2 separate regions of the Homo sapiens genome follow, and region 2 is linked to region 1. Evidence: chromatin loops called from intact Hi-C (ENCODE). Cell type or tissue: HCT116. All regions are shown on one strand. Each heading gives the region's core, and the rest is flanking DNA. Links, peaks and the distances in the headings are about the cores only.

Region 1 (11,202 bases), core at 2,035-10,034:
CCGTCTCTACTAAAAATACAAAAAAATTAGCCGGGTGTGGTGGTGGGCGCCTGTAGTCCCAGCTACTCCGGAGGCTGAGGCAGGAGAATGACGTAAACCCGGGAGGCGGAGCTTGCAGTGAGCGGAGATTGTGCCACTGCACTCCAGCCTGGGCGACAGAACGAGACTCCGTCTCAAAAAAAAAAAAACACCAGTCTTTATATGGCCTACAGGGCCCTATATGATCTTGCCTTAACCAAATAGGGATTTATTTTCCATCTGAAACAAGAAGTAGAAAGGTAGCCAGTCTAGGGCTTGTGTAGCAGTTCAGTAAGGCCATCAGGGACCCAGAAACAAGAAGTAGAAAGGTAGCCAGTCTAGGGCTTGTATAGCAGTGCCCAGTAAGGCCATCAGGGACCCAGGCTCTCTCTCTTTCTGCTCTGCCATCCTTAGTGTATTGGGTTTTGTCCTGTTTGTTCCTCGTTACAAGATGACTGCTGTACTTTCAAGCCTTGGGTCTGCATTCTTGGCAAATAGAAAAGGAGAAGTAAAAGCTTTCATCAAAATCCTGGATTTAGTTCTCTTTGATGAAACTTGGTAATGTGGTTACTTCTGGCTGCAGGAGAGCCTGGTGAAATGAGAATTTTAGCTGTAGACATTGTTTCATCTAACAAAATGGGAGGTTTTCTTTTTTATTATTGTTTTTTAAGTGAGGATAATAGGAGGATGCTATTATGTAGGCACCCAGCACTATCTGCTTCAGTACCAACTATGTGCCAGAAACTGTACTGTTGCTATGAAAGCATATTTTTTCAGTGGGCATGGCCGTTATGAGACTTAAAAATAATATGGTCAGGCAGTTATAATAATTCCATTTCACAGATGAGGAAATCGAAGCTTTAGCATGATTGCAGTATCAGAATTTATACATGGTCATTCTGATGCCAAATGCTTCATTATTTCCATAACACAACATTCTAACTGAGCCTTCTGTTCAAAACAAACAAACAAAAAACACAATATGGCCTACATTTGTGTGAAGCCTTTGCTGCTCTTTCAAATTATATTTGGTTTTCATGTCTGTCTTCTTTAATAAATTGAATACCAGAAAGAAAGAAGGATCAGGTCATTTTTATCTTTATATTTCATTACCTAGAACTCAATGCATGTTTTGAATAAAGTTTTTTTTTAAACCTTGTATGATAGGGAAACCGAAAGATAGATAAGCAAACAGGTACAGATAAGTAGGATAATACGCTTGAATTGGATAGCCAGTACACTGGGCTTGTGTTTGAACTGGTTTCTTGCTTTCTAGTTGAGAGCACTTTCCTTTTGAGGCACAGAATGTTGGATTAGGATGAAATTAGAGAAGAAGAAATGTGTTCTGCTAATATCCCTGGCTTAAGGCAGGTAATATCTATTAATGCAAATCAATCTGGTCAAGATGTAGTTCAAATATAGATAAACGGGTATTTCAGAGGGCCCCTGGAAGAAGATGGTATGGAGTAAATAAAAACGCAATTTACCAGGAGTCAGAAGGACTAGTAAGCTGAACCCAGCCAGGTCTCTGACAGCTGGTTGCTTAGCTGCTTTAAGCATGCTTTCCCCAAGACTAAAATCAAGAAAGTTAGACTAAATGGTTTTTGAAATTCCTTCTAGCTAACATAGTATATGAATCATTGTATCCAGTGAGTTTTTATGGGTACTCTAACATTTCTTGGCATCTATCAGGTCAGACTGTTTTATATTTCTGAAATGTAGAGAGAGTAACAGCTTTTTCACTACTCTGGGAACTGGGCCAGTGAGGAGTAAACATCCTCTCCTGTCTCTCCCTAAATGAAGTACTTGGTCACGAGTGACAGTCCATTTTCATTTTGTTCTTTGAATCTGGTCTTGTTCTTATTTCAGTGTTTTTCTTAACTTTACTGTGAGTTTGTTGAAGTATATTAAATTGAAAATGTCAGTTTATGTTTGAGTCTAAAAATAAGAATTTCATTATTGTACAAAGTAAAAGTCATTGTATTTACCAAATACATATTATCACATTTGTGTATTTGAAATACTTGACTGGCACATGAGGTAATTTAATTACAATGTACTGTGTAGTCTGTAGTTTGGTCCCTTGTAGTAGAATTGTGTTGAATGAAAGTGGCAAGGTTAAGTAGCAGATATAATGTAGTATAAGATATGATTATAAGCTTTTACATTTTCCACAATTGAAATAAAGTTAATATTACTTTTGGTTCTTTTGGTTTCTTTTAAATAATGTCTTTTCCTTATTAGGCAAGGTTAAAAAAAGAAGTGGAGAAAATTTTATTGTCAAAAAAATAGAGAAAACATGGAAAACTTTGAAAAATAAAATGGAAATCCCTCTTAATTTATCTTTCCCTCTATTTTTAAAGTTCTTATTTTTAACATAACTTGAAATAAAAGTGTGTTTACACAGCAGTATATCAGCTGCATATACTGCTGTTAACTAATCAAGGGCACAAATAAGGGAAACCTTTCTTTATTCGCTAGCTGACTTGAAATTCTTTTGTTATGACACTTAGGTAGCATCTTGAACTTTCTCTTTTCTAAAGTTGGTTTAAAGCCCTGATATTTGTAAGCTTTATAAGGGAGTCTGTCTGTGCCCAATACAGTGCATTGAACATATTATTAATTTTAAAATTATTGAATTGACCATTCTATATAACAAAAATTTCTAATTATTATCTTAGGTTAGATTTCTTGAGTTTTATAATTCTATGTCAAAGAGAAACACTATTTTTAAATTTCTTGTTTTATATTCCCAACTTTTTAAATGAAGTCTTGTAAGTGGATAAATAAAATATAGTATATATACACAATGGAATATTATTCAGTCATAAATAATGAAATCTTGTCATTTCAGACAACGTGAATGTACCTAGAGGACACTAAGCCAGGCACAGAAAGACAAATACCACATGATCTCATTCATAGGTGGAATCTAAAAGGTTGTTCTCATAGAGGTAGAGAGTAGAATGGTAGTTATGAGAGGACGAGAGGGGAGCAGGGAAAAACGGGTAGGGAAGGATGGGTTAATGGGTACAAAAAAGTTGGGAATATGTAACAAGAAACATAAAAATAGTTATTCTCTTTGATAGACATTTAGGTTGATTCCATATCTTGGCTATTGTGAATAATGCTGTAATAAACATAGGAGTGCAGATATCTGTAAAACATACTGATTTCATTTTCTTTGGATATATATACCCAGTAGTGGGATTTATCGGATCATGTGGTAGTTCTGTTTAAAATTTTTTGAGTAGCCTTCATGCTGTTTTCCATAATGGCTATACATTCCCACCAGCAGTGTATAAGGGTTCCCTTTTATCCATACCCTCATCAACACCTGCTATCTTTTGATTTTTTGAGAGTACCTATTCTAACTAGAGTGATGTGATATCTCATTATAGTTTTGACTTGCATTTTTTGATGATTAGTGATGTTGAACATTTTTTCATACACCTGTGGGTTGTTTGTATGTTCTTTTTTTGGAGAAATGTCTATGTAGGCCTTTTGCCCATTTTTTGATCAGGTTATTTGTTTGTTATTGAGTGTTTGAGTTCTTTATATTTGGGTATTAACCCTTTATCAGTTGTGTAGTTTGTAAATGTGTTCTCCCAGTCTATGACTGGCATCCTTGCTCTGTTGATTGTTACCTTTACTATGCAGAAGATTTTTAGTTTGATACAATTCCATTTGTCTATACAGGTTAAATATCCTGTATCTGAAATGCTTACAACCAGAGTGTTTTGGATTTGGGATTTTTTCAGGTTCTGGAATATTTGCATTATACTTAGTGGTTGAGCATTCCAAATCAAATTTTGAAAATTCAAAACGTTCCAATAAGCATTTAGTTCGAGTATCATGTTGGCAATCAAAAGGTTTCATAGTGGCTCACGCCTATAATCCCAACAATTTGGGGGGGTCAAGGCAGGAGGATCACTTGATGCCATCAGTTCAAGACCAGCCTGGGCAATGTAGCAAGACCCTGTCTTTACAAAAGATAAAAATTAGCTAGGCATAGTGGAGCCCACCTGTAGTCTTAGCTACTTGGGAGGCTAAGGTGGGAGGATCACTTGAGCTCAATGTTTCAAGGTTGCTAATGAGCAATGATTGTACCACTGCACTCCAGCCTGGGTAACAGAGTGAGACCCTATCTTTAAAAAAAAAAAAAAAAAATTTGGAGCGTTTTAGAGTTTTGGATTTAGAATGCTCAAACTGTTTTTGCTTTTGTTGCCCATGCTTTTCAGGTTTTGTCCAAAATATTCTTGCCTAGACCAGTGACATGGAGCTTTCCCCTATATTTCCTCCATATTTTCTTCTTGTGATTTTGTAGTTTGGGGTCTTACATTTAAGTCTTTAATCCATTTTGAGTTGAGTTTTGTCTGTGGTGAGAGATAAGAATCTAATTTCATTCTCTCATGTGGATATCCAGTTTTCCCAACACCACTTGTTGCCCTTTTCCCATTGAGTGTACTTGGCCCCTTTGTCAAGAATTAATAAACTGTAGATAGATGATTTATTTCTGGACTGTCTTCTGTTCCATTGATTTGTGTGTCTTTTTTATACCAGTAGCATGCTATTTTGATTACTATAGCTATGTAATGTGTTTTGAAGTCAAGTAGTATGATGCCTCCAGCTTTGTTCTTTTTGCTTTAGATTACTTTGGCTATTTATGTTCTCTTGTTGTCTTTCTTTATGGTTAGGTGATTTTCTCTAGTAATGTGTTTTGATGGTTTCCCTGTTATTTTTGGTGTATTTCTTATAGGTTTTTGCTTTGCAGTTACCATGAAGCTTATGAAAAAAATCTTAAAATGAGATATTTGAAACTGATAGCAACCCAACTTTGATTGTAAAGATAGGAAAAGAAAGAAAAAGCAAACTCTACTTTTAACTCCATTTTCTCCCACATTTGTAATTTTTGATGTCCCATTTTACATCTTATATTACCCATCTCTTGGCAAATTAAAATAGTTATTATTTAATAGTTTTGTCTTTTAGCCTTCATATTAAAGATACAAGTGCTTTATGTATCACATTTATAGTATTATAGTATTCCATCTTCCAGTATACTTACTAGTGAGTTTTATACCTTTAAGATGTTTTCTTGTTACACATTAGAGTCTCTTTCTTCATTTAAAGAACTGTTTTTAGCATTTTTTGTTTGCTTGTATGTTCGAGACAGGGTCTCACTCTGTCCTTCAGGCTAGAGGGCGGTGGTGCGATCATGGCTCACTGCAGTCTTGATCTCATGGACTTGAATGATCCTCCCACCCCAGCCTCCCAAGTATCTGGGACTACAGCCACACGCCACCACACCCAGCTGATTTTTTAATTTTCATTTTTAGTAGAGTCAAAGTCTTGGTATGCCACCCAAGGCCTTGAGCTCCTGAGCTCAAGCAGTCCTTCCACCTTGGCCACCCAAAGGGCTGAGATTACAGATGTGAACCATTGTTCCTGGCCTATTTTTTTTTAACATTTCTTGTAAGACATATCTGATGATGATAAATTCTCTTAGTTTTCATTTGTCTGGCAAAGTCTTTATCTCTGCTTTATTTCTAAAGGATAGCTGTGCTGGGTACAGTATTCTTGGTTGACAGCCCACCCCCCCCCCCCCCACCCCCAATCTTTTTTTTTCTTTAACAATTTGAATATATCATCTCACTCATCCTGACTTATAAGGTTTCTGCTGAGAAGTCTATTGCTAGACAGATTGGGACTTCCTTATATGTTATTTGCTGCTTTTGTTGCTTTCAAAATATTTTTGTCTTTGATCTTTGAGAATTTGATTATGGTATTTCTTGGGGTACACTTATTTGGGCTGTATCTGATTGGTAACCTTTGACCTTTCTGTACCTGGATAATTTGTATCTTTCTCTAGTTTTGGGAAGTTTTGTGTTATTATCTCTTTGAATAAGCTTTCTTCCCATTTGTCATTCTCAATTCCCTCTTGAAGCCCAGTAACCCAAATATTTGCTCTTTTGATACTGTTGCATTGTTCTGTAAACTTCTTCATTCCCTTTTACCCTTTTTTTAATTGTTTCTCCTCCAGCTATGTGTTTTCAAATAGCTTGTCTTCAAGCTCAGATTTTTGTATCTGATAGATTCTGCTGTTGATATTCTCTACTGCATTCATTTTGTTCATCGTATTTTTCAGCTCCAGGATTTCAGTTTGTTTAATCTCTCATGTTTCTCTGATAAATTCCTGGATTCTTCCCCTGTGTTTTATTGAAGTTCATTGAGTTTCCTTAAAACAGCTCTTTTGAATTCTCTGAGACATCACACATCTCCATCACTTTAGGGTTGTTTCCTGGTGCCTTATTTTGTTTGTTGCATGAAATTATGGTTCCTGAATGCTTTCTTAAAATTTTTTTTTTTTGAGACAGAGTCTCACTCACTCTGTTGCCCAGGCTGGAGTGCAGTGGAATGATCTCGGCTCTCTGCAGCCTCTGCCTCTCAGGTTCAAGCAGTTCTCCAACCTTAGCCTCCTGAGTAGCTGAGATTACAGGCATGTACTTCCACTCCTGGCTAATTTTTATATTTTTTAGTAGAGACAGGGTTTTACCATGTTAGACAGACTGGTCTCAAACTCCTGACCTTAGGTAATCCACCCACCTTAGCCTCCCAGTTGTTGGCGTGAGCCACTGTGCCCGACCCCTGAATATTCTTCATGCCTTTGGCCTGCCCTGACATCTGAACATTGAGGGATTAGCTGTTTATTCCCCATTCAAAGCCTGGTGGTGGTTTGTTCCTGTTCTTCCAGAAATTCTAAGCAGGGCGATTATTGTGTTCTTTGAGCCCTTGGCCACTATCACTGTTTCAGCACTAGATGGCACCGTAAGCCCAGGTTTGCAGTGAATTCACAGTTGGTTTGTGTTCTGGCCCAGATTGACTAGGGGAGAGACTGGAGTGTCTCTCTGGGTGTGTGAGTTTCCACTGGGGCCAGGACACGTTAGGCACTGTGTCACTCTGCTCAGTGCTTGGGCCTCACCATGGCATGCTCCAAAGCAACATTGTGTACCTGTTCCCCTCTCATTCTTTCAAGCATCAGTGTCTCCACACTGTGCTGCCTGGGGTTGAGGGAAGGGGTGGAGCAGGCAGTATTGTGGCCAGGACGGCCACCGTAATGCTAGCTCACACCTGAAAACCATAGCTGCCAAGACAAGCACAGCACAGGGATATGCCCAAGACCCATGGAACTATAGCCTGCCTGCTGCTGAGGTTTATTTGTGGCTCAAGTCCACTGCAGACAGACAGTAGTGATGTACCCCTGAGTCTATTCCACTGAGGCCATGTCTCTCTGCCTGACACTGAAATGAGTTCAGAGGCACGGTCTTTGGGTGCCAGCCTGGGATCAGTGGGCCATCAGATTTTGCCCAGTGTGGAGTCTTACCATGGCAGACTTGTCACTGAGTCAAGATCAAAGTACTGCTTTTGTATCCCTCTTTTTCCCCCAGTAGATGGAGGCACTCTCCAAGCTGTGCTGCCTAGGGTTGGAAGAAGAATAATGGGGTCCCAGTCCTGCCACCAGGACTACTACATCCCCGGGGCACCAATCAGGCCCATACCACTGTAGCCTTCCTGCTGCTGAAGTTCACTCATGGCTTGAGGCTACTGTAGATGCCAGAACACAAGTCTGTCATACTGAGGCCACAGGTTTCCACATAGTATCGGGATGGGTCCTTGTCTGCCTAGCTTGGTCTGGGGTTAAGGGGCATGGGGTTCTGCCTGGTGTTGGGTTTCACCACGGCAGACCCAGTGCTGAGCTACAAGTCAAAAGTCCTGCACTCACTTCCCTCTCCTTACCCCAAGTGGGCTGTGTCTCTCTCTGTGCTGTGCTTATAGTTGGGGGAGAGGTGATTCAGGCATTGTACCTCTGTCTTTCCTACCCTCTTCAGTTGATCTTTTCTTAGTAATGCTAAAACCAGATATGGTCATCTCTGATCTGGTTCCTTGGCTCTTGCGAAGTTACTTTCATGCATAGATCATGTTCAAATTTATGTTTCTGTGGGGAGTCAATCGCTGGAGAGTCTTATTCAGCCATCTTGACTCTGCCTCTTCTCCAAATTCTCTTTATCAGATAGAGGGAAGCATGAGTTCCTCAGCAGTGGCAGGTTTTCCTTAATTGTAAAGGAAGAATATTAAATAACATAATGGACAAGTCATTAAAAAACAAACAAACAAAAAAAAACCAAACTAATCTGCCAAGCATAAGCCCTGCCCTCAAATTGCTCATAGTCTTTGAAGAGTGGTCAGATAAAAAAAAGGGGTAATTGTTTCAATAAGGTACACAATATCAGAGCACACAGGAGAGGCATTCAACTAAATTCTAAAGAAAGGCTTTGGACAGGAAATTGTTTCCCAGCAAGAGTTGTTCTTGATCTTTGAAACAAAGTAAAAGTTAACAGGGTCAAGAAGATACTTGAAAGAGATAACTGCAGGAGAAAGGAGAGATGGTGCATACCAAAGGTGAAGCATGCTTAGTGGCTGAGCCAAGAGAGATGATTTCTTGAAGTAAAGTTTTATAATTTGATATGATTGGAGTTTAAGGAACAAAGTGGAAAGAAATGGGAGTTGAGGTAGGCAGTAAACGAAAGTGTTAGGTATTTCTTCTGGCCTATGAGAAATAAGGAATAATTTCCTGAGATATTAAGAGTACCATGAACAAGGAAATTTTGCAGACCTCTGGCTTTGGACATAATATTAAAGAACAAATCTGCGAAAGCAGTTCATAAAGTGTTTTCTGATAAATGTGTAAGGATTGAAACAAAAATATTTGGAGGAATGGAACTAGCTTAAACTATTTTTTATCTAAGCATTTTTTGCCTCAGTCCACTTTACCTGAAACTAGACAATATGAATTTGGGATTTTATTCTTTGACAATAGACATGTGCTAGTGTTGTTGACAACTTGCCAAGGATAGACACTTAAACTTTGGAAACCAAATGGATCGTAGGACTTATATTCCATTATAAATAGTGAAAAATCTAGACAGCATTTTGGCTCAGGTAGAAGATCATTGTTTATCTGTATAGTGACAGATCAGAAATACAACTTCTAACAGGTGTAGATTACCTGTTTTAGGAATTCTTAACCTAGGATCCGTGGAACCTGGTAAGTATACATAACAACATGAAATTTTCTTTGTACTATTTTTTGTTGGCGTTTCAAAGGAATTCTTAGCTAGAAACAGGCTGGGCACGTGTTTCATGCCTGTAAACCCAGCACTTTGGGACGTCAAGGTGGGAGGATCACTTAGGCCAAGAGTTTGAGATCAGCCTGGACAACATGGCAAAATCCCATCTCTACCAGAAAAAAAAAGAGATTTATAGAAATCAACTACTTCATATTTTGCATAATATACCTGCAGGCACAAGGTAAATTGATATGAAAACCAAGACGAGATCCCGTATCACCCATAAGCTCACCCTTTTCACTATTTTGCATGATACATAATTTTTAGAAATTAAGAATGAATGTAGAAAGTACTTGCATCAACTTATTTATATGGGTGTGAGGAATTCTCAAAAAATTAAAGAAAATCTTTGCATTAATTAGGTCTGTGATTCAAAGGTACAAAAAGGCTGCACAGTGTGTCTTTTTCTTTTCCATGTCCTTCATAAACTCAAATCTCCTCCCTAGAGGTAACCATTATCTTTGGTTTCTTGTGTTTCAGAATTTAAACATTTTAAATCCAATGGTATTATAGTAATGGACTTTGAAACAGTAAATGATATAGAAATAGCTAGAACATAACTTTAGTTGTTGTAAATATAGATTAGCTGTGCTTAACTGATTGGATTTTCATTTTAAGGTGACTGTACTGTGTATTGTCTTAGCTTCCATCAATAGAACACAATTTAGAGGTGTTCTCAAGTAATGATGCTTTTGTACTGAGTCAACCAAATTACCAATTGGAGTACTTAGCCTTGAAGTATACAGTTGGCCATTCATATCTGTGGATTCAACATCTGCAGATTCAACCAATTGCAGATTGAAAGTATTAGGGGAAAAAAAAAATAAAAAATAATACAAATAATACAGCATAGCAACTATTTACATACCACTTGTATTGTGTATTATAAATAACTAGAGATTAAAGTATGGGGTGTGTATTTAGATTATATGCAAATACCACACCGTTTTATATAAGTGACTTGGTCATCTTTAGATTGTGGTATATGTGGGATCCTGGAACCAACCTCCCACACATACCAAAGAACAACTGTATAAATGGAGTTCTGAATATAGTTTTCCCAAGCCCTAGTACATTTAATTCATTAACTAAAAAGTGGTCATAAAGGTATCTATTTTGCCAATATTCATTTATTTTTAAGAAGTTTCTTACAGAAGATAAAATGATTCACCTATTGAATTTTTTTATTTGTATAAATTTAAGGGATACAAGTGCAGTTTAGTTACATAAATATATTATGTAGTGATGAAGTCTGGGCTTTTAGTGTTTACCTATAGAATTTAATAATACTTTTTATTTATTAAGTGACTGCAGTGACCCAGTACTTGTATTTAGAACTTCATTTACAATATTTGTGAATTATCACAGTATCTCTAAAAGGTGGCTACTATTATTATTTAGATTTTGTAGACTATTAAAACTGAGTATTTGAAAAGTTAAGTAACTTGCTCAAGGTTCACAGTGTAGGGGTTGGGATCTAACCTGGGTTCCTAAGATACCAAAATCCGCTATCTTTACACAGCCTTTGTGTGTAGATGTGTTCACTTTATTTTAATATAAATGTATTTGTCAAGTAATGCTACTTAGTAGCCAGTGAGTTCTTGAATTTATGATTTTGTATGGTTATAATAAAAGTCAGTAAGTAGTTGGTCTATTGCTTATTAAGGAGATAATTAAATATAGTTAAATGTAATGTAATCAAGAAAGACTCTCTTAGGCTGAAAACACTGCATATTTACTGAGCAGCCAACTCTCCTAAACTCCCACATTTGTATGTTTATTTTTTCTGTAGGGGGATTCCCGAAGTCTTCCGTTTTCTGAGAATGTGAGTGCTGTTCAAAAATTAGACTTTTCAGATACAATGGTGCAGCAGAAATTGGATGATATCAAGGATCGAATTAAGAGAGAAATAAGGAAAGAACTGAAAATCAAAGAAGGAGCTGAAAATCTGAGGAAAGTCACAACAGATAAAAAAAGTTTGGCTTATGTAGACAAC
Region 2 (11,202 bases), core at 203-8,202, 250 kb after region 1:
CAAAAGGTCCTCACAGAAGCTTTAACCCAAGTAATCATAAGAATATGGAAGGATTCGGCTAAGACAACTATGGAAGTGTAACAACCACATAAATTTGGTCATTACCCTTGTGGTCTGTGATTAGTAGTAGTCTGCCAAATGAGAGTTAAAAATGTTGTACTTACTATCCCTAGTTGCAAATGTTAAAACATGACAGTGCCATAATTACAACAAAAAAAATTAGAAGTTGAGTTAGTTCCTCTAATCCAACAACTCAAGTCTGTTTCCTTTGAGAACATTACACTATTGGCTCTAGTCTCCAAAGCAATAAACTAAAACTTGTTTCCAAGACGGGGAGGTAAAGCAGGCTTATAAAACAATACAGCAAAAGAAAGCCAAGTGGCCCAATTGTTTCCAGTGTGTTTGCCATCTTAGCATGGTTGTTACTTTCCAGATGTCACTCATAAGTTTTATTCTACAACTAAACTGTTTGTGGATAAGCCACCACAAAAAAATGTTTCACTTACTGACAAGACACTTCACCAGATAGAGCTACCACTTATATCCATCATTTTTATAATTCATCTTAAGTTCTAAATTGAAGAGTTGTCCCCATGACTTTAGCTAAACAAAATGAAACCCAAAGCTGTAAAATCTGTGTAAAGGACCACGAGAACCTCCTGACTACCTCCACTTACCAATTTCCTTAATTACTTCCCCTTTTCCATTTGGTCAATTACTTAAGTAACTACCACTCACTCCCTAGTTATGAGTGTTAATCAACACTGATGCCTTCCTGAGATCCACAGGAACCCTTGAAGGCAAAATCTATTGCCTGCACCAAACCAATTCTGACAGCACTGCTTATGCAACTGCACTGACTTACCAACAATCAGCCGCCTTCTGCTTCAACAACTCTTAGCATTTGATTTCTCTTACTGCCAGCGTTATCTACTGTGAATCAATCAGCACTCCACAAACATAATGAGCACAATCTTCAACCATCTTTGCTGTTTCACAGGCATTTGATGCTTTAAATCTGATGTGGAATGCTGATAGATTCACTTTTTAGAAGTCATAAGCCTTTAGGAAGTTGGAGATAAATTCATTGCTTATCTATTTTCTCCTTTGCAATCAAGCTGTTCCTTTAAAAGTGAGACATTAGAGTTGCAAAAATTTGAAAGAGTAAGAGCAAGCACCTTTGCAGCTTCATGGTTGGTTTTGGCCAAACTTTTTATTTAGTATTCCGTAGTTGTTTAGCACACACTTAAATGGTCTTATTGTGGGAGGGGAAAGGGGAGGTTCTTGCAGATTCCCAAGGAAATGTCAGAAAGGCAAAATGGCCAGCATTATCCATTTGCTTTTTTTGGGTTTACTGGGTGAATAGCACTTTCCTTACATAGGCATCTGATTTCAGGTTTTGCATACTGAGAACAGTGAGATTTCAGTTAGAAAACACCCTGAAATCTTATGAGTAGCATACTCCAACCACCCTCTAATAGCTAGCTTGTTTGTATAGGCAGAATGATTCATCTCTCCATTTTAGTTGGCTAGATGTTTTGTGGAAGATCTTAGAATTGCTTGCCTCATTTACTGGGAAAAACCAGATAGGAAGTGGTCTTTAGGGACACCTTTACTTGGAAAGTTACAACACTAGTACTACAAGGCTTAACACATTTAACATTTGCTTGTTGAAAAGCAATGTCATAAAGTCAAATAAAATTAAACATGTTTTACTTTTTTCCTCACAAGAACATAAAAATTACGGAAGGGACTTAACAGGGAATTTAAAAAAGGTAACACAATTTTTCCTTTTAGTAGTCCTTGGGTAGTTATGATAGAATAGTTTCCACTCTTTTTTTTGTTTCTTTGAACTGGGATTTTGGTCCAAAGTTTTGTTTGTTTCTAGTATCTGCTTCTGCCTCCCCCTCTATCAGATCGGCTTCCTCCAGGGCCAGCACCTCTTGGTGCTCCGCGGCTTGAACTGCTGTAGGAATCACGTGAAGAAGGGTACCCCCTTTCTACAGAAGGGGGAAGCCCTCTTTCTTGTCTGCCAACCCTGTCACAACTTGAGTAGAGATCACTTCGGCTGCTTGAGTAACTGTCTCGACTTCCACCATATCCATCACGTGAGCTGCTATAATCATCATAGCGACTGCTTCCACCATAAGATGGCGGGGGCCCTCGTGTAAGTGGAGCACTACGTGAGTTACCATAACTCTCATATGAATCTCTGTAGGAACCTCCACTTGGATGATCTGAATAGTCACGATCACGACCATATCCATCTCTATCGCCATAGCCTCTTGATGGATAGTCATCACGTGAACTGGAATGACCATAATCACGGTAAGTATAATCTCGTGGTGGTGGTGCATAATCTCTTGTATCACGAGAACTTGGGTAATCTCTGCTTGAATAGCTGTCTTTAGTAGAATACCCATCATCTCTTGGGGACAAATAAACATCTCTACGAGAGGGGAGCGGTTCCCTTCGAGGTGGACCTCCATAACTATCTCTTCCACGTGATAGAGGAGCTCTTCCTCCCATTCCACTGCTGCTGCGAACTAGTCCTGAAGGTGCAGATCTCTTAGGAGAAGGACCCCCACTTCTTGGTGGTGGTCCTCTTTTTACTGGGAGTGGTCCCCTGGAAGAACTCATGTTAAAATTCATGGAATATCCACCATCATCCATGTGTCCTCCTCGTGAAGGAGGTCCCCTGGTTCCTCCACTTCCTCCTCTTCCAGCTCCAAAACCTCTTGGAGGACCTCTACTTCTTGGAGGTGGGGGCGGTCCATGTCTACCTCTTTCAAATGATGGTTTGGTGGCTTGTTCCACCTTGATGGCTTTTCCATCTAATGACTTTCCATTCATGTCTCTGGCTGCATCCTTAGCGTCTGCTGGGCTTTCAAAGGTGACAAAAGCAAATCCTCTTGATTTGTTGGTTTCACGGTCTTTTATCAAGAGTACTTCCACTATTCGTCCATATTTGCCAAATACTGTTTCAAGAGCTTTCTCATTTGTTTCCGTATTAAGCCCACCAATGAAGAGCTTTCCTGGGCGATCTGCTTCAACCATTTTTTTTTTTGCCGGTGAGTCGGAGGGGTGACAGTGGGTTCAAGCTCCAACAAGCTCGCCGACAGGGGCTTCCTAGCAGCTCAGCACCAGTGGCGGCTGTCAGTTAGGAGGACTGAACCGCGAAGCCGCTAGCACTACTGCGCAATCTGGATGCTTTTTAAGGTATGGCTATCCATTCAAAAAACCAGGAAAATTACTTTCTTTTGCCACTAGATGGCAGAGGAAAACAACAGAATGTTCCTGTAATGGTGGAAGAAATGAAAGTAAAACTCAGAAGTGGAAATGTAAAGCAGGGAAAGATGCTTAAAGATACATAAAAAATGCAATTATATTAAGCTCAAAAGTGTGTATAATTAACAGGAGCCCTTTTTTTGTTGCTTTTTTTTTTTTTTTTTTTTTTTTTTGTAGACAGGAGTCTCACAGTGTTGCCCAGGCTGGAGTGCAGCGGCGCAATCTTGGCTCACTGCAACCTCTGCCTCCCAGGCTCAAGCCATTCTTGTGCCTCAGCCACCTGAGTAGCTTGGATTACCGGCATGCGCCACCACACCTGGCTAATTTTTGTATTTTAGTAGAGCAGGGTTTCACCATGTTGGCCATGCTGGTATGGAACTCCTAGCCCAAGTGATCCGCCTGCCTCGGCCTCCCAGTGTTGGGATTATAAGGGTGAGCTACCACGGCTGGCCTTAACTGGAACTTTGAAACAACATATAGTTTGTTACTTTATTTTATAAAGAATTATTTGTGCCTGATACGCTGTAGCTATTTAACATCTGTTGACTGAACAGATCTGCTGAGTGAAAGGGAAGCAATTTGGACTCCCTCTGAGAGATAATGTATTTGGGGAAAAAATTGTACTTCAATAGAAAACTATGCACTGGCCACAGCACAGCTTTAGGGCTGATATTTGCAGGGCTAGAATTTGCCTTTGAGTTATTCTGGGCTTTTGTAAATTGAAGCTAAGTGACAGGCATGCAAATTCTGGTTCTAGCATTTTGATTATCTTCCCTCCACCCTGTAGAAAAAACAGTTTTGCCTTCATTTGCAATCCAATTCCTTTACTACATATGAATTTGTGCTTTTTGACTTTCCATATGTACTGGTTATAACTTCTGTCTGGTTACTTCATATCACATGAGTGAAATAAAAATCTTTAGCACATGTTCATTTTTATATTTGTATGAGTCATGATTTAACCTTTTTCTGAAAATTATATTTTAACAATTACTTCAGAGAAACAAGCTTATTGGAAACAAGGCTTTCTCTAAATCTGAAAGCTGATAACAGCTAAATACATGGCTGGAATGCCAGAAATGGAGTCAGGCCAAGTGGAGAACAAAAAGCCTGGTTTATTCTCTCAAAAAAAATTGGGTTCAAGCCAAGACCTTGGAAGAGTGAGTAAGTGAAGGGAGTGCGTGAGTATTGTCCTCACCCATATCAATAGGCCTGGGGCCCTTCTGCCTGCCTACACTGTGTAATCTCAGCTCCCCCAATCACAGCTATAAATCAGAGTTGGACAGTCAGGCTGAACCAATCAAGACAACTAGAAGTTTGGGTTTGAGGCTGAGAAACAGGCTGTTTCTTCTGGGCACATGAAACAGAAGATTGGTAAGTTTGAATCTGGGCAAGTCTGTGTTCAATCCCTCACACACATGCCATGTTCTGTGCCAAAAACACACCTACGTTCCAAGTATATTGTTCAAGGTTGTTTAATGCAAAGAGCTTTCAAGCCAGATAGATCTTAGTTCAAAATTAAACATCAAAACTCCTAGTGTGTGAAGTAGGCAGGTTACCTGACATCTCTGAAATTCAGTTTCCTTATTTGCTAAGCAGGAAAATGAATACCTGCCCCATGTAAGTGCTATGGCAATTAAATGAGGCAAAGCCATAAGCAGAAAAATATAGTTCATGGCATACAATATATATACTCCAAAACTAGTGCCCACTCAGAAAGTAGGAAAGATTCTCTTAGATACAAGTAAGGATGAGTAACTTTGCACTAAAGGAGGCAAAGAGATATTGGGTATGGACTAAATGTACAAAAGGTGATACTTTCACATCAAAAGAGAGGGTTGGGCTGGACGCAGTGACTCATGCCTGTAATCTCAGCACTTTGGGAGGCTGAGGAGGGTGGATCACTTGAGCCCAGTAGTTTGAGACCAGCCTGGCCAACATGGCAAAACCCCGTCTCTACAAAAAATACAAATATTGGCCGGGAGTGGTGGCGGGCACCTATAGTCCCAGCTACTCAGGAGGCTGAGGCAGGAGAATTGCTTGAACCCGAGAGGCGGAGGCTGCAGTGAGCCGAGATTGCGCCATTGCACTCCAGCCTGGGCGGCAAGAGTGAGAGACTGTATGAAAAAAAAAAAAGAGAGAGAGAGAGAGACAGAGAGAGTTGATTTCCTTAAGGAAGGACAGACCTAAGGAAAAGGTTTTGTCCAGTGTTGCTTTTGCGCTTCTCTGGTGGACATTTAAATTTTAGACTCTCTTAAAAAAAAAAAAATTAATAGACTATTTTAGGGCCAGGCGCGGTGGCTCACGCCTGTAATCCCAGCACTTTGGGAGGCCGAGGCAGGTGGATCACAAGGTCAGGAGATTGAGACCATCCTGGACTACAGGTGTGTGCCCAGCTAATGTTTTGTATGTTTAATAGAGATGAGGTTTTGCCATGTTGCCCAGGCTGGTCTTGAACTCCTGGTCTCAAGCGATCCACTGGCCTCAGCCTCCCAAAGTGCTGGGATTGCAGGTGTTAGCCACTGCGCCCCGCCTACATTTTTCCTTTAGCATTCAAAACATTCTTTAAAATTAGAGAATATGTAAAATGTTTTTGTAAAAAAGCAAGTAATACAGGAAAATACAGCCTATCCTTCATTCTATTCCCTTCCCGGCAGATTTTCATGACATTAAGGATGATGTGGATGAAACGAATATTCTAAGTAAGTTCACAGTAACTTATCTGGCTGGTTCTGACAAGTCTTTCTTGATTTAAACTTATCACTATTGCTTTTGTAACACTGGCCAGTGTTTTTCATTCGTCCAGCAATAGGAAGAATATTTATCTTTATCCCTGTGCGACTATTTTAAATGCAAAGCCTCTGATGAACTGTAGACACTTTTCCAATGTAGTTAAAATGATACAAACACTTTGGCAGTTACTTAATTAAACATAAAGCTACCACACAACCCAACCATTCCACTGCTAGGTATGGAGAGGGGTTAGTGCTATCCCAAATAGTCCACAAGTTTGAATAATGCATTGTCAGTGGTTTTTGCCTGGGACATACATCAGAATCAGCTGGAAAGATTTTTCAAAATACATTCCAGATATGTAGAATTAGAATGCATAATGGTGAGCCCTGGCATACGTAGTCTAATAAAAGTTCCACAAATGAGGATTGTGCACACAAATGCCCTTTTAGTGCCATGGTTTCATATGTTCACCTTGGGGAAGCACAACCACTTCCCTGGCTTCAACCGACTTCTATGTTGGGAGAGGGCCTGAAAAAGGTGGTCACGGTGGCATAAAGAGGAGAGAATTCAAGACAGTTATGAGGTAGAATTCATAAGATTTACATATAGAAGACACTGATGATGGTTTTTATGAAAATTTTAAACCACTGAGAAAATTTTAAACCAGTTGAGAGATTAGAATTAGGTTGAATACAAAATTGTCAATATTCAACCAGTTATGACAAAAATGGTACTTCATATGCCAAAAATGGAATTTTCATACAAAAATAGCAATTTCATATACTTTAACCTAATATAAAACACTCATATGCACACTACCCAGATTCAGTAATTCTCAAGATTTTGCCTCTTTTTTTCTGTAATTGCTGAGTAACTTTAGAATAAATCTTAGACCTTAGGTCATTACATCCCTACATACTTGGCATATTATCTAAAAAATATTGCTACTTATATAACTGCAATTTCATTACCACACCTCACCAACAATAATTTCTTGTTAACATCTAATACCCAGTCCACATTCGTATCTCTCTGATTGTCTTTAAAAAATGTCTTTCTGCATTTTGGTTGACTGAATCAAGTTCCTAAAGCAGATGTACGTATTGTATTTGGTGGTTATGGGTTTTAAACCTTTTTCGATCCCTGAGCAGTCCTCCTGAAATATCCTCTTCTACTTTTTTCCCATGCCACTGGACCTATATTCATAACTTGAAGGGTTTTGTGAAGACAAAATGAGGTAATGAATATATAATGACCAGCACATGGCCTGATCCACAGACAGGCAAGCAGTTGCTCAGTGAATGTCAATTCTAGTCAATGACAAGAGACACCTTCAGCATATGTAATAGAAATGTTCATTTCAATAAAGTATTTGTAAAAAAGCATCTGAAAAATTACATATTTTTTGGACAGTGCAGAATATGTACAATAATTTATCTGTAAGTAAGCAATACCTACAGCAGAAGTAGAGAATCCGAGGATTTTGGAAGAAGAAATTGTCTTCAGGAATTTTGCTCTACCGCTAAGAGAGCAGAGGCTCCTCTGGGCCAAAAACATGCTATTAAATAAAAGAAAAATTGAGAAGAGGAATAAATATATGATGGGTACATCACTATCAGACACTTACAGCTAGCTGATGTATCATAAGCTTACGTAAAATCCAAGTAAACATTTTTGATAAGTGAGTTTGCTTTCTTTCAAGTTTTCTTTCTATGATATAATCTCTCATCACTGGAGGCATTCTAATAAATGTATTCTTCCTACACAAATTTATATTCACATCATTTTAAACTAGAGAGCTTTAAGAATATTCTTAATTAAAAAAATAAGGCTTTAATTTAGTCAAGAGCATTAAATTTCAGAAAGTGAAAGTTCCATTTCTAGCAGCTATAAAATCCAGAGTATTTCAATCTAGGAACTACTCAAATTTCAGAATCCTCTGGATAACAGTCACTAGTAAAAGCATAGTTTGTAACAGTAAATTAAAGTTGTTAGAAACAGTTATTTAAAAAGTTGTTTGAAAAGACGAATGATAGTAGGTCCTTGATAAATATAAAGAATATATGAGTGAATCTTAGGTTATTCTGAAGGTACTTCCTCCAACAATTCCCACAAGCCATTTTAGTGGATTCCAGTGGCATGATAGGCATGCATTCTGAATTGCTTCTCTACCTGTAAGTATAAAATTGATATCCGTCATGGGTAAATGGAGGAAGATCAAGGCAATGAAACTATTACAATACTGCCACTTAGAAGTGGAAAGAAAACCCAGCTTTCTAAAAACATTCAGGCAAATAGATATTTCTCATAAGGTTTTACTCTGAGAATGTTGTTCTCTTAAGTCTACTGTATAAGGCTGCTGTATCAGTGGATGGCATGTCGTCTAACAGTTATCAAACCTTAGAGAAAAAGAGACCTAATCTATGGAAACTAAATAGAGCTTCTATATAAAACGCTAACAAATCAAACCCAGTAGTATACAAGAAGGATAATACATCATGACCAAGGGGGGTTGGGTTTATATAAGAAACCTATTAATGTGATTCACCACATTAAGAGATTAAAGCAGAATTCAATCTTAAAAAAAGTTTCTATCTGTAGTCAAGTTATGGACTCTTGCTGGGCCTCAGTTTCTCCATTTTTCACAATAGGTGAATAAATTAATAAGGTTTGAGTTAAAGCAAGCAAGTAGCGGGAACCCTCTAACGACATAAAGATACAATGGAATTTGCTGATTATGGCGCAGCTGTCCCAAAAGACACAGCTGAAACTTTGGAAAATGGAAGAGAAAGGAAGACCTGGGTCAGTTGCCAGGAATTACATTGCATGATGGAGGTAATGTGCTAATAATAAAAGCAAGTAAGCTTGGAGTGCAGCTTCTGGGAGATTTCACCCCAGACTGGGTGAGCCATACTCTCTAGGTACCAGGCCTCAATGCCCACCTTCCTTCTTAGGGAGCTGCCCCTAAATCTAAGTCTACTTGTTTTCATCTTGAAATCTCAAAGCCTAAATCCCAAACCCCTCTCTCCTATCTGTCTTCTACAGCACATTACCTCCATCATGCAATGTACTTCCTGGCTGTGGACTGCTGGAGAAAGTCCCACGGGATATTGGTTTCACCACAGATTTGTGGTCATCAGTCTTAAATTGACCCCCAACACTGCAGCATTTCTACTATATTTTGTAGGTAACACTTGTCTCCCATAGTCCAAAATGATTCTTTAAATTTTTCCCACACTCCTTTAAACTAAATCCCTCTACCTTCTTCCTCAGTCCAAGCAGATTGCGCTCTCTACTTTCCCAAATCTAAAAAATCCTTGTTTTTTCCTTCCCAGTATAATAAAGGAAATTACCCTCCTTTAAAAGGATCGCCTCTCCTCCACGACTTAGATCTCATTCCCTCTACGGATACCTTGCTTCACTGATTATTACCTCTTTACTCCTGCATATTCAACTTTGTTTGTCTCTCCCGGTTAAAAAACATAAAAAACAAACAAAAAACACAAAAAATAAAACTCTTGACTGTACCATCTCCCTGTTGCTCATTTTACTAGCTCTCTCCTTTTCCTCAATCTACGCTCCTCAACCCAGTGCAGTCTGACTTTTCACCCATTACTCCATAATGGCAACTCTTGCTAAAGTCAGTTTTGACCTTCATATTGTTAAATCCAGTGGACATTTTGCAATTCTCACTTTCCTAGAGCTCTCTGCAGCTTTAGATACTGGCAGGCAAGCCCTTTTTCCCCTGAGAAACACCATGTCCCCTTGGCTTTTGACATCTTACAATCTCTCATTTATCTCCTGCCTCTCCCACAATCCGCCATTGAATGATGGAATTCCAAGACCTAGACCTAGGCTCTCTTTCCATCTCACTTATGACCCTCTCACTAGGTAATCTCATTGTGTAAGGAACTGTGGGAGCATAGGTGAAAAAATGGCTCTGAAGAAATCTAAGCAGGCTGATAAAAAATGCAGACTCAGAACCTTTGAATCAAGCTAGTTTACATCTGCATTTTATTAAGTATTTTGAGCAGCATTTTCTAATGCAATCAACATTGCATATATATATATTCACAAATGAGATAAATACATTAAATTTAGATGTCATCGAAAAGTTGGAGAAAATAAAAAGGTATATGGCTTTTAATTCTAAACAATATTTTCATTGTATTTTTCTAGTTTCTCCCTAAAAACAATTTCTGTGAAGAAAACCTGGCAACTTATGAATCAGGATGATCTACGTGATCTAATTATAGCATATTATGCATAAAGTCCATATTCCAAAACGCATGATCTATAGAAATGAAACTGTCGATTTATTATCAACGGTTTAGACTGTTTAAAATGAAGATTCAGAAAGTATGCTTGGCAGATTTGGGGGTGGCCCGAAGCTGAGAAAGCTGGTGAATTTTGGGGGGCCGAATATAAAGCTAAAAGGCAGACAAGCCCGTCAAAATAAATCCTAAGAAACTTAAAGCTCTAGACTTAAATCCAAATGATCAATTTATACTTCACACATGGGGAGGAGAGGTAGTAAGAGATTTAATTTGACAAAGTCCAGAACATCTGGGTTAACTGCAAGTTCAAGCAAGATTAACATGAGGCAAAAAGGGCTACAGCTAATAATGCGCCGCCCACACTGTTACAAGAGTCCGACCACTGTAAAGATGATTTTCCTTTCACACTCTACCTTGTTAGTTTGCTTCTAGAATGTTTATAAGGTTCACCGATACAACAGAGGGTATCTAGACGGTGAACAAAGTCCTGGACGGGGGAGTACAGTGGAAGGATGCGCTTCAAAGCCACGTCTTTAGAACAAGAGCGGAAAGAATTAGCCAAAGTTGGGCAGCATATGCTTTAAGGAGACACGAGCCTGAAATTGCTGAAAAACTGTTCTATGAAAATGGATTCGTGTAACTATAAACTTCTCCAGAAGGAAAGCAGTGCGGCTGCCTGGCTGATAGCAGGAATTCGGTTTTGGCTCCCGAAGTCAGACTTGCTAAGGGCTGACCTGCAGCCCCAGTCCCCCTCAGGTGGCCGCCAAGGAGCCACGCGTGGGCGAAGCGAAGGAAGGATTTCTGCGCCACTCGACTCCAAAAGCAACAGACTGCCTTTCTGTTTTAACTACAAATGTTGGATTCTGCTAAGCTTCATTTATAAGGCAACGTAACAGCCTTG

What was found. Hi-C counts contacts between places; a loop is a spot of excess contacts. Peaks named below come from ENCODE experiments on the same cell type or tissue, not always from the same donor. Only the 100,000 strongest peaks of a DNase experiment are listed, where the experiment ranks them.
Region 2: a loop joins it to region 1, with 7 times the contacts of the local background. A loop is called at or near these places in 3 of 110 quality-filtered maps.

Annotation. Positions count from the first base shown.
Region 1 is chr1:88,729,990-88,741,191 of GRCh38, forward strand. PKN2 (protein kinase N2) reads left to right here. Exons shown (of 22, transcript NM_006256.4): 2 at 10,999-11,202. Among named protein-coding and RNA genes, the nearest start is that of PKN2-AS1, 50 kb to the left of the region's middle. In HCT116, for the core only: a CTCF peak has its summit at 6,837 (motif pointing right); a DNase peak (open chromatin) is centred at 6,822.
Region 2 is chr1:88,980,770-88,991,971 of GRCh38, forward strand. KYAT3 (kynurenine aminotransferase 3) reads right to left here. Exons shown (of 14, transcript NM_001008661.3): 2 at 7,483-7,582. The coding sequence starts at 7,581. It overlaps RBMXL1 (RBMX like 1), which reads right to left. Exons shown (of 3, transcript NM_001162536.3): 2 at 7,483-7,582; 3 at 1-3,297. The coding sequence starts at 3,057. The coding sequence ends at 1,885. Among named protein-coding and RNA genes, the nearest start is that of KYAT3, 6.3 kb to the right of the region's middle. RefSeq lists an enhancer at 10,429-11,092. In HCT116, for the core only: a CTCF peak has its summit at 3,254 (motif pointing right); DNase peaks (open chromatin) are centred at 3,292, 4,482 and 5,092; H3K4me3 peaks cover 1,235 bases; H3K27ac peaks cover 2,267 bases.